Regions from separate parts of the Homo sapiens genome. Here region 2 is linked to region 1. A link is an interaction called in ENCODE POLR2A ChIA-PET data of the cell type or tissue named here. Cell type or tissue: A673. All regions are shown on one strand.

Evidence for each region. ChIA-PET counts read pairs that join two places held together with the same protein. Peaks named below come from ENCODE experiments on the same cell type or tissue, not always from the same donor. Only the 100,000 strongest peaks of a DNase experiment are listed, where the experiment ranks them.
Region 2: POLR2A ChIA-PET joins it to region 1 with 13 read pairs; 1 of 35 experiments calls an interaction of 5 or more read pairs at or near these places.

Annotation. Positions count from the first base shown.
Region 1 is chr3:89,114,344-89,119,343 of GRCh38, reverse strand. The region is part of intron 1 of EPHA3 (EPH receptor A3); the gene reads right to left. Among named protein-coding and RNA genes, the nearest start is that of EPHA3, 9.2 kb to the right of the region's middle. RefSeq lists a silencer at 4,551-4,660. In A673, CTCF peaks have their summits at 4,369 and 4,575; DNase peaks (open chromatin) are centred at 4,663 and 4,903; H3K4me3 peaks cover 602 bases; H3K27ac peaks cover 2,051 bases.
Region 2 is chr3:88,586,408-88,591,407 of GRCh38, reverse strand. No RefSeq gene overlaps it. Among named protein-coding and RNA genes, the nearest start is that of CSNK2A2IP, 250 kb to the right of the region's middle. In A673, no CTCF peak of the experiment used is centred here; a DNase peak (open chromatin) is centred at 2,087; H3K27ac peaks cover 1,831 bases.

The DNA of each region.
Region 1 (5,000 bases):
ATAAAGACCAATGAGATATTTTTGGGTAGTGTAGTCATAATAGGAATAGCACCTACAGAAGTTTTTATATGGAGATGGTTCTATTTTGATATTCAGTCACATGTGTTTCCAATATATTCACATGCACTCACATGTAATGTAAAGAATTTATGTTAGCTTCGGTATGTGCTTAACAAGAACTATTTCTGAATATTTAGTTATTTTGGACATGCTTAAAAGTGTGTCTTTGTTATATATTCATTTAAATTATTTTTAAAGTTACATGCAGTTAAAAATAAATCTGGGTTAAAATTATCCCCACCACATGAACTTAAGCAAAGCTTCTAATCTCCTAGTCCTTGTTTTTATGAATTTATTATTATCTTTTACCTTAAAAAAATTCTCCCTGTCTCTCAGGGACTCTGTTCTGGGACTTAAATTGCACCCTCCACTAAAGATTCATATCATATTTTCATAATTTTCATATCTATGTTATAACAATTTTTATATAAGTATTTATTTTAGATTCATTTATCCCATTGAATTTGACATCTTCAAGAGCACAGAGCATTCCACTCCCTAGCAGATATTTTTTTTCAAAATCTAGTGGGTAACTAATCCTCAGATAAGTACTGTTTGGTAAATAAACAGACAATAAATTATTATAATATGAAAGATGAGTCATTATGTAACAGGCAATTAGTTATATATCAACCCTTTTCTTGACTCATTTTAATGATTCTTAAAGTTGTGCCTTTGTCATTACATTTAGAGTTCCAAAGTTTTCACTAATAGGGTTAGGGTAGTAAACCTACTACACACCTGGCCAAACATAAAATAAAACATGCTTAGTTAATTTCCAAAGGATCACCTTTGGAAAGAAAAATTTAAAGGAATATTACTAATTTTATATCTTTTTAGTTTTCTTCCTCTCATTTTATTTTTCTTGTGGGAATATTAAAACATTTAGTATGATTTGGAACATCACTTTGAAAGATAAGAAAAATTTTCTTTATGCAATGTACAAATGTCAAAGAAAATCACTTGTATCTGAAAATATAGAAAAAAACCATTGTTAAGCATGGATTAACTAGTTTAGCCAGATGAAATACATATAATTACACATGGAAATTTCTTTTTCAGAGAACAAGGACAATCAAATCATAATTTAGATCAGAAGTGTCAAGAACACTATAATAAAACCTCTAAGTTTATCTTTTTGAGTTATCGAATGTAAATGAGTATTAAATTATCTATAGTAAACCAGATAGTAAAAGTAAACCAAGAGAAAAATACTATGTCCTTTTATACTGCATCTTTGAAAATATTTCCAATATTTGGCAGTTACTAGATTTGGTGGTGTTTATAGATTTCATAAAAGAGTAACAATCTGACTTAATTCTAGTTCTAGTTTTCTATGATGCTGTCAGTTCTTTTATTCTGTAAAAAAAGCAAAATCTACCATGATCAGCTGTGACTTATTCAAGGGGGAAAGAAATCTCAGTTTGTATATAACTCTAGCCTTTTTGCCACCTTTGAATATTATAGATGATTAGAGGACAATTGGGGAAAATGAACAAGATTAGATAGTGACAAATAAATCAATGGTTGTTTTTGTTTTTTTCACATCACCTGTTTGTAATTCAAAAAAAAATTATGCCATAATGAGGTCAAAAGGTATATATTTATTCATTAAATTTTGCTTACAGTTTGGGAATAGCTCAGTTTTGTAAGAGGACAATACTGTTGGTGATATAACACACCACACAGTGCTGCAAATAGACTTTTCCTGTGAGTGGTGTTTTGCTTACCCAGAGGATTAGTTAGATAATCCACATGGAAGACATTGCAAATTAGCTTCCCAGACTTTCCCTCAGTGTGAAGACTGCCATCAGATGCAATGAAAGAATATATCCCTTTAAAAGCTATACAGTTTTATTAATTGCTAAATTGCGTTTGAAAATCAGGAAATAAATACATGTTAACTGCTAACAAGCTGCTCTGTGTTCCCCTTAGTCAGTCTGAGGTAGATAGGAAATGTTACAATTTCCTGTTGATTGGAAATCAATCAACTTTATCATAGGCAAAAAGTAAAATTTTAAAGTCTTACATGAGGCAGTTTACACTTACTGGACCTTTAGATCTTATTCATCTATTTTTCTTAACTATTAATTGAAAAAACCTATATTAACCTTCTCAAAATGAATGTATTAAAAATCGAGAAGAAACAGTTTTGATATTGACCAACTAAACTTCTCAGTAATAAAATTAACCCACAATTCTCTATTTGCTTAAGTCCCTTTTGAGGCCCTGCTATGTAATCAGTCAAGATGTTTGTCTTAAAAGGGAAGACAGCTCAGTTTGGAGCCTTTAAAGTCAGTTTACATTTGCCTTGATTTGAGAGAGTTCTGAAAACCCAAATATAAATATAAAAAAATCAAATAATAGGAAAATGAGTAACAAATATGAATATAAAAAATCAAATAACAGGAAAATGAGTAATTGACATGAATTCTCTGGAAGTAAGGGGGAAAAAGTTTGTTGCTAATTCTTCACTTTGTTCATGGAAAATATGCCAATAGCTTGAAAGAATGGCTAACTCTTTGGTTAACCACCACATTAGTTTTTTTTTTTTTTTTTTTTTTAATGTTACAGTGAAGACAGCAAGATACTAAAAGCTGCTTTCTGCTTTGGAAGCCTGATGTCATCAATATGCTATTTTTGCTCTTTGCCAGGTTAACAGAATTTATTGCAGCAATTAATGCAAAACATATGTGCTAAAATACCCACATGAAAAATATAATTGCCCCCAACTTAATTTGCTACCTTTCAAAAGCCTGTTTTAGCTACCTTTTCTCAATGGCAGGAGTTAAATAGAATACAAGTGCTTTTATGAAAGAAGAGCTAAATCACTAAAATTTATTTTCTCATCTTAAGCAATTTAAAAATTATATTTTAAACGGGGGGAAATTTCCACAGAGACTAAAGTCTACTTTTTGGACCATGTTCTATTTTCTCCTATTACTGACCTTTAAGATAATTCCAATTGTTAATTCACACTTCATTTTTATTACACATAACCCTAAATAATCACACTCTGGTTATATTGTACAATTTCCTCACTATCTGTATGTATGGAATTCCTGACAAAATCTTCTTTCCAGGGTGATGAAAGGAGTGTTTGAGTGTCAGGAAAGGAACACAGAGGTAAGAACGTGTGAAGAAAAGTCATCACAGATATTTTCATCTACTCTTCTGTCCACAACAAATTCCTTTAACTTAGTTTCTTAGTGGGTCCCCCCCACACGCAGATAATCATAACTTATGAGTGTAACTACAGTTCCAAAGTACCCTCATTTATATGGTTTTCTTCAATTTTTCACTACAAATTTCTGAATGTTTCTAAATTATCCTTGCAAAGTCAGAAGACAAATTAGTACAGTCACTGGGATTAAGGTTGAGAAGCTAGTGCTTTTCCTGACAATGATGCCTCCCTAGTTCATAGTCATTTGTGTCTAGGAGAAAACATATGAGGTTAAAATCAAAAGACAAAGACGAGAGAGGGCTTGGCTTAGTTACCGCTTTATTATGATCCATTTTCTCAGTTTCCTCAGTTGTAACAATGGGAAACATTATGTTACCTATTTTAGGGCTGCTTTAACGATTAAATGAGGTTCAGTAAGTCGTGAATGATAATGTAAGGGAAAAATCTATTTGCCAGCAGAGCACTGAGCAATTATTTTCTCAGTGTTGAACACGGCACTGAGGATATATTAGTCTTGAAGTCTACAGGATTTAACAAAATCATCTTTTATGAAAAAGACTGAAGTTCTAACACAGCCACAGAAACATCAGGATCATCCACCCACCAAGCTATCTCGATAGCACAGCTCCCAAAAACCCTCTCTTGCCCATTCCATGTTTACTCCCAATATTGGAAGAGGAAAAATCCTGTTTTAATAAAATGGTGTCAGTCAAACACGGGCTTTGGGAGAACACAGACAACTTTTGAATATGCACAGGGGAAAAGTTTACTGACATCCCCTCAGCAATTACTAGGGGCCTAAAGGTGGCACTAGCAGGTAGTTTTAAAGAAAATTTTTCTAAAAAAAAAAAAAGATATTCTTCATTTTAGTCTAGCGACACCAAAAGAGTTGAATGCCCAAAAGATGAAGAAATAGTAAAGGGATAGGGTTAGAAATCAGCAAGCTGCACAACAGGGCGTATGAGGCAACTCCTGTGAGTCTCAACCAAGCGCACCCAGTAAGAGATGCTTTCTCAATCCGGCAGCGAACCTTGCAGAATATCTCCTTCCCCTGGCTGTCACCTGGTGAACCCATGAAAATGGATGGAAAAGAGACACGCCACTTCCAGACATCAAACTGAAAAGCCTAGCTGACAGCAATGCGAAAGGCGGCAGGGCGATCGTAGATCCTGAATTAAAGTCTATTCCTCAGGTCAGGACCTGCCAGGCCCGTCCAAGGCGCATGGACTCTCTGGCGTCTTACTGACGCCCAGGTAAGGAGGGTCCAGGTGGCAAGGAGTACGCCGTGCTCTCCCAGTGCCAGCAGATCCGCGGCAGCAGGCAGAGGGCGCACGTTTGCCTCTCGCGCGCTCCAGTCTCCTCCTGGCGCTCGTGTTCGCTTAACTTTGCACCTTCGCTCTCCGCTCGCTACAGAGTCTACACCGTCCGCCCGGGGGCAGAAACCCGGAGCAAAAGAGCATCAGGCTGCGCTCGCCCACCCACCCTACCTCGGGACGGAGGCCGTGGCACCCTGGTCGCGCTCCGGGAACTGACTTGGGCAGCCAGGCGCGGAGAGACTTGTGCACAAAGAACCCACTGGCCTCCAGAGGGCTGAGACTGCGTTACGCGCACCCGGAGATGTTTTTTTATGATCTCATCTTTAATTTGATGCAGAGTGAGCAAGCAGTGAACTGTTGAGAGACACCGTTGTTTTCCCTTTGCACCAACGAGCCTGGACCTAGCGGAGAATAGTTTGTGGTTAAGACACCCTGATGGT
Region 2 (5,000 bases), 530 kb after region 1:
TTTGTGGCTGAAATTAATTTAATTTCAAACGTGTTTTCCTGTTTTCTTCCTATTTCTCTGTTCGCTTCTCTTCAAATGCATCTGAAAACTACTTCTTCATCTTCTCATTTTCATTTATACTCTCTTTGAAATATTGGACTTTGGCATGTGTGTGTTTATCTGTAGACTTCCCCTGAACAATATATTCATTTTCATATCTCCATTAATTATTTCTGAATAAATAAAATCTTTACAATATTAAACTCTGAAATGGTTGAAAAAATCCCTAGACACAGAGAGATTGACAACACTTTAGTCACTGAACTGTTATTTATTCAAGAATTCAAATATTCAAACATTATATTAATTTTAGTCCTTATTTTGATGGCACAATTTTAAAAGTCAGCATAATTATTTCTTAAATATTCAAATTATGGCACCTTACATTTTAAAAAATGGCAAAATTAATACCCTCAATGAGCTATGGCTGAAAACAAAATTTTGGCTATACCTTTTTGAAATCATATTATACAATTACTCCTAGTCACATAGAGACTTTGATATTTTCATTAACAGGTAAATGAAAAGTTTCAAGGCTCAGTGGTGTTATTTCTAACTATTTACCCACATTTTTTGCCTGAACTACAAAATGCAAAATTGTGGTAACTTAGAACTATGCCATACAGCTCAGGAATGAAAAGAACACATTTGGCATATAAAAAGAATTAGATCATTTGTCTCAAAGTGTTTTCAAGGGAAATCTCACATCATCTGGGGTGATTTTAAAAAACACAGATTCTAGATGCCAACTAGACTAATATAATAGAGACAGCTGGGGATGGGAGATGGATGGTGGAGGATGGGGATGGGGATTGGAATGGGGATGGTGTCCCAAGACTCTGCATTTTATAAACTCAATGGTTATTCTCATGCATCTTTACTTTAAGAACCAATAAATTAAATAAATGATTATCTGGTGAGACAAATGTGCTCATTTATGTTTCCAGAACACATACACTGTTCAAGTCTTTGATTGCTTTATAGGAGCTCTTTTTATGTTGTAAGGAAAAAATTTAACAGAAAAAGCAAATGTCTACAACTTAATGAATGGTCACTGGTTTCTATATAAGACGGAATATTATGAAAAAAAAATTCTGGTTTCAAAAGCATACTAATTCTAAATGCTTAGAGTTTGTTTAAGTATTAGGGAGCAGTGCTCTCCAAACTCAGTAAGTAGAAAATTCATCTATGAAATGTATGAATATGCAGATTCAAAAGGACTGGGACAGGAAGGAGATTTTGAATTTCTAAAATGTTTCCAGGTGAGGACACACTGTGAGTAACAAGATTATAGGAAAGAGCTGGCTCATGATGACAGTCATAACAGTTGGTCAAGTTTCTGTATCATTGCCCTTTCTTTTAAAATATTCTTCAATTATTTCCATTCAGCAAGATTAAAAAAATAGAATCTTTCATTCAAACAAAAAATATCAATGAGGTGTTTCTGAAATTCTTCTTGATTTTGAAAACCTCATTGACATCATCTTACTTTTACAAAAAGATGCCCTTCTCTACTTATGATGTAATGCAATATAATTGATTACTCAGCAATGAATATCACTATAATATTACTGAGAACAAAAACTTCAGGAACAAAGCGCAATACACAGAATTGTTTTAAATAATTTTGCCTGTAAGGGGTAATATTTTTTAATAGTGTAATCAGAGAAAATGCACAGCAAAAGTGAATACATTTCTGAGGAGTCAAATGAAAAAAAGCACTTTTTAAAAATGAATCATAAAAAATAATCTTACTGCCTAAGAAGTATTACCCTCACAATATAAAAGTTTAAGATACAAACATAAAAACTGAATAATTTGGGAGTTTGAATTTTATTCCAAATGGACAAAAGTGGCTAACATATGGGAGTGTTCAGATTTGAGAGTAGTTCAGGCTATTTGTGAGAGCTGAAGTCTTAGAGATTCCAACTACAGTAGCTGGGGCTGTGTTTGGAGTAACCAGAGGGATTGGCTATTATTCAAACTAATGACACTTTTAAAGGGTAAAGGCCCTGAAAACCCAGTAATGCTGACTCATAAGCATACATTTGTTCTGGGCTTCTAAGGGAATTAGACATGCAATTCCCATTAACATTAACAGGAGACAGAAGTTCTATATCTAATTTCCCTCTCAGCGGGCTGGAAACAAACCCCATAATTTGAAGGATTTGCAGTTTTACGCAAGCTACATTGTGATCAAAAATTGCATATGATGAAATGGAAATGATGGAAAAAAAATGCCTTATCCCTAATTTTAAATGACCTTGTGTTTCACAAAGCATCTCAGGCACAAATTAAAATAAAGAACAGTTGTACTGGAAAGTAGCCTTTATTCTTAAAGATGAGAGTTACAGCCCTAGTGCCTTTATCTATTAAAAATGGTGAATTCAGCTTGTTGAAATGCCACTTTGAAAATCCGTTTTGTGTGAACTGTACAATTTTGTCAGTAAAACCCAGTTCAATCTGGGTTTACTGCCTAGAGTGGAATATAATGATTAAAAGAATTGCAACGCTTCTCTTAGAGGGAAAGGCCATATGTATATAAAAATACTGAAGATTCATTGCTAGCCTTAGTATTTTAATTGACATCTGTGGTCCTACTTTTGCTGTTACATCACAATAGAGGGGAGTTTTTCTTCCTTGTTGACATGGATAACAATTATAAAAAATGCACAGGAGTCGTTGAAAAATAGTGTTAAGGCAAAAGTTAATATTACTCTTACATAATTATGTGAGCCGAAAAGAAAGCTTGTCACTGGAAAAAAATTGAGATACTTGTCCCCTTAACTCCATTGTTTAATAATAAATAAATTAATTAAAACTATTCATTAGTTTGAAGAATAGTGTGTCGGAAAATTGGAGTTCGATGCCGACTACCTAAGATTACAGAATCAAATGGCACAAATTACAACTGTAACTTAAATGTTTTTCTATGCACAAAAGAATTCCCAACATAATATATTGGAGGAAGGGGTGGAAAGGGATAAGATTAAGAGATACTGACAATAAAACAGACAAAATCCAAAAAAGGGGTATTTCAAGAAGGGAGTGGTATAACATGTCGACTACTGAGATTTTGCCAAATTCTGGAGTTATTTTTTTTTTCTCACTTCTCATCCTTACTAATTTCTTATCTTCCTCTTCACTCACTCATCACTCTTACAAGTAGATATTATTTTTGTTTCTGCGTTTATTTCCCCCCTGTATTTTCTTATTGTTGTTGTTTTCCCTGAAGAAGTGATGAGCCTTCCAGATTGAAACCTAATTGATATGGCTCTTTGGGGCAGTCAAGAGTGTTTCATGTGCTCATTTTCTTTCTCCCACAATCTGATCTGGCAATTACTCAGACAGGAAGTTTTGGAATTATAATTACAAGAACGTCCCAACTAGTTCTCTCTGCCTTCATTTTCTTTCTGTCCCAATATTTTACCTACTAGACTTATTTTTTAAAACAGTACTTTGATCAAGACATTTGCTTTTTCAGAATGCTTCTACTCCTGGCCATTGACTAATGGCATACCATAAACTAATTAACCTGGCCTTTGTGTCATATCACAATGGGATCATCTGTAGCCTTTCTAAGTGAATTTTCCATGATCATGCACACACATCTCCTACTTCAGACAAAGTGGACTATTCCTGCAAAAGTGCTCATGGTTTCTCTCATTCTGAGCTTTTGCCGTTGTCCAAAGCCTTCCCGTTTTCTTGAGTCTGATGTGACTCCTCCTGAATCTTGTTGCATTCAATTTTTACTTTCATTTCAAGGCATATTTTTCATTATATTACGTGTATTAAGTTAACTGCTTTATTCCTCCTGTTAGAGTCTATGTTTACAGAAGGCAGAGATGGCTGCCTGGTATTGATATTCTCTGCTTTTTCTAATACAAAGCCTGGTAAATCGTATCCACTTAAAGGTACTTTTGATTTTATAAATAAGGCTAAATAATTAAAAGTTATTTATTAGATAGGTTTATGTAAAACTGTATATTTTATGTAAAAATATAATGATTTATATAAAAATATAAATGATGCATTTGGAAAATCATCACTGAACTCTTGGTTCCAAGAAGAGCACCTGGTGTATAGCAGGCATACAATTAAAATTTATTAAATCACTAAATGAATATATGATTAATACCCACTTCATTCCCAATAGACCCTATTTTATATCACTCACAATTTGTGCCTCTTATTTCCAAATACATAATTCTGGCCAGTCTGATTAAAAAATCTAAGCATATATGTGAGCCTTCCTGACACATAAAATCTAAACAGCATGAAAAAAACAAAGGATGAGAAAATATAAAAGGAAAGGTATTTCTGTTTGTTACTATGTGGACCATTTGTTAGTAATACTAAAAATTTTGATGATGTTGATAATTATATTATCACCATTTCTAAATTTAATTTTAACTAAAACAGGTTTATCAAAGTGTTCAATAAAAATTTTAATAGTGAGGAACATGTGAAGAAAGCATTTTTTTAAATCATATCAAATGCTGTAAGACCACCAAATTATAAAGTATGTTATTTTCTATGAAAAAAATTTCCATTGTATGAAATGTTTTTATGTAACACATCTGGAGATAGGTATACACTGGGTGGGGTGAAATTTCCTATAACTTCCAGCAGTGAACACCAGTTGACACCATGTCACTGGGACTCTACAGATATTCTGAAGATGACCTCGTGGCTAGAAGCAGTCAAGAGAGAATTTTTTTGTTATCACCCTTTCATGCTTTGAAATGCAACAGATTTATTAAAACTCTTAGATAGAGCCATAAAAGAACTTCATATTATTTTACTAGAGTCACAGAAAAGGAATCTAAAAATAAAATTTCCTCTCTGCTCCTGGGGTCTAGCCACTTCATGTAGCTTTGTGATTTGACATCACAAGAAATTCCAAGGGAGGCTGTGCAAGCAGGGAGGAAGCTGAGGTCAAGGAGCAGCAGGTTCTGGAC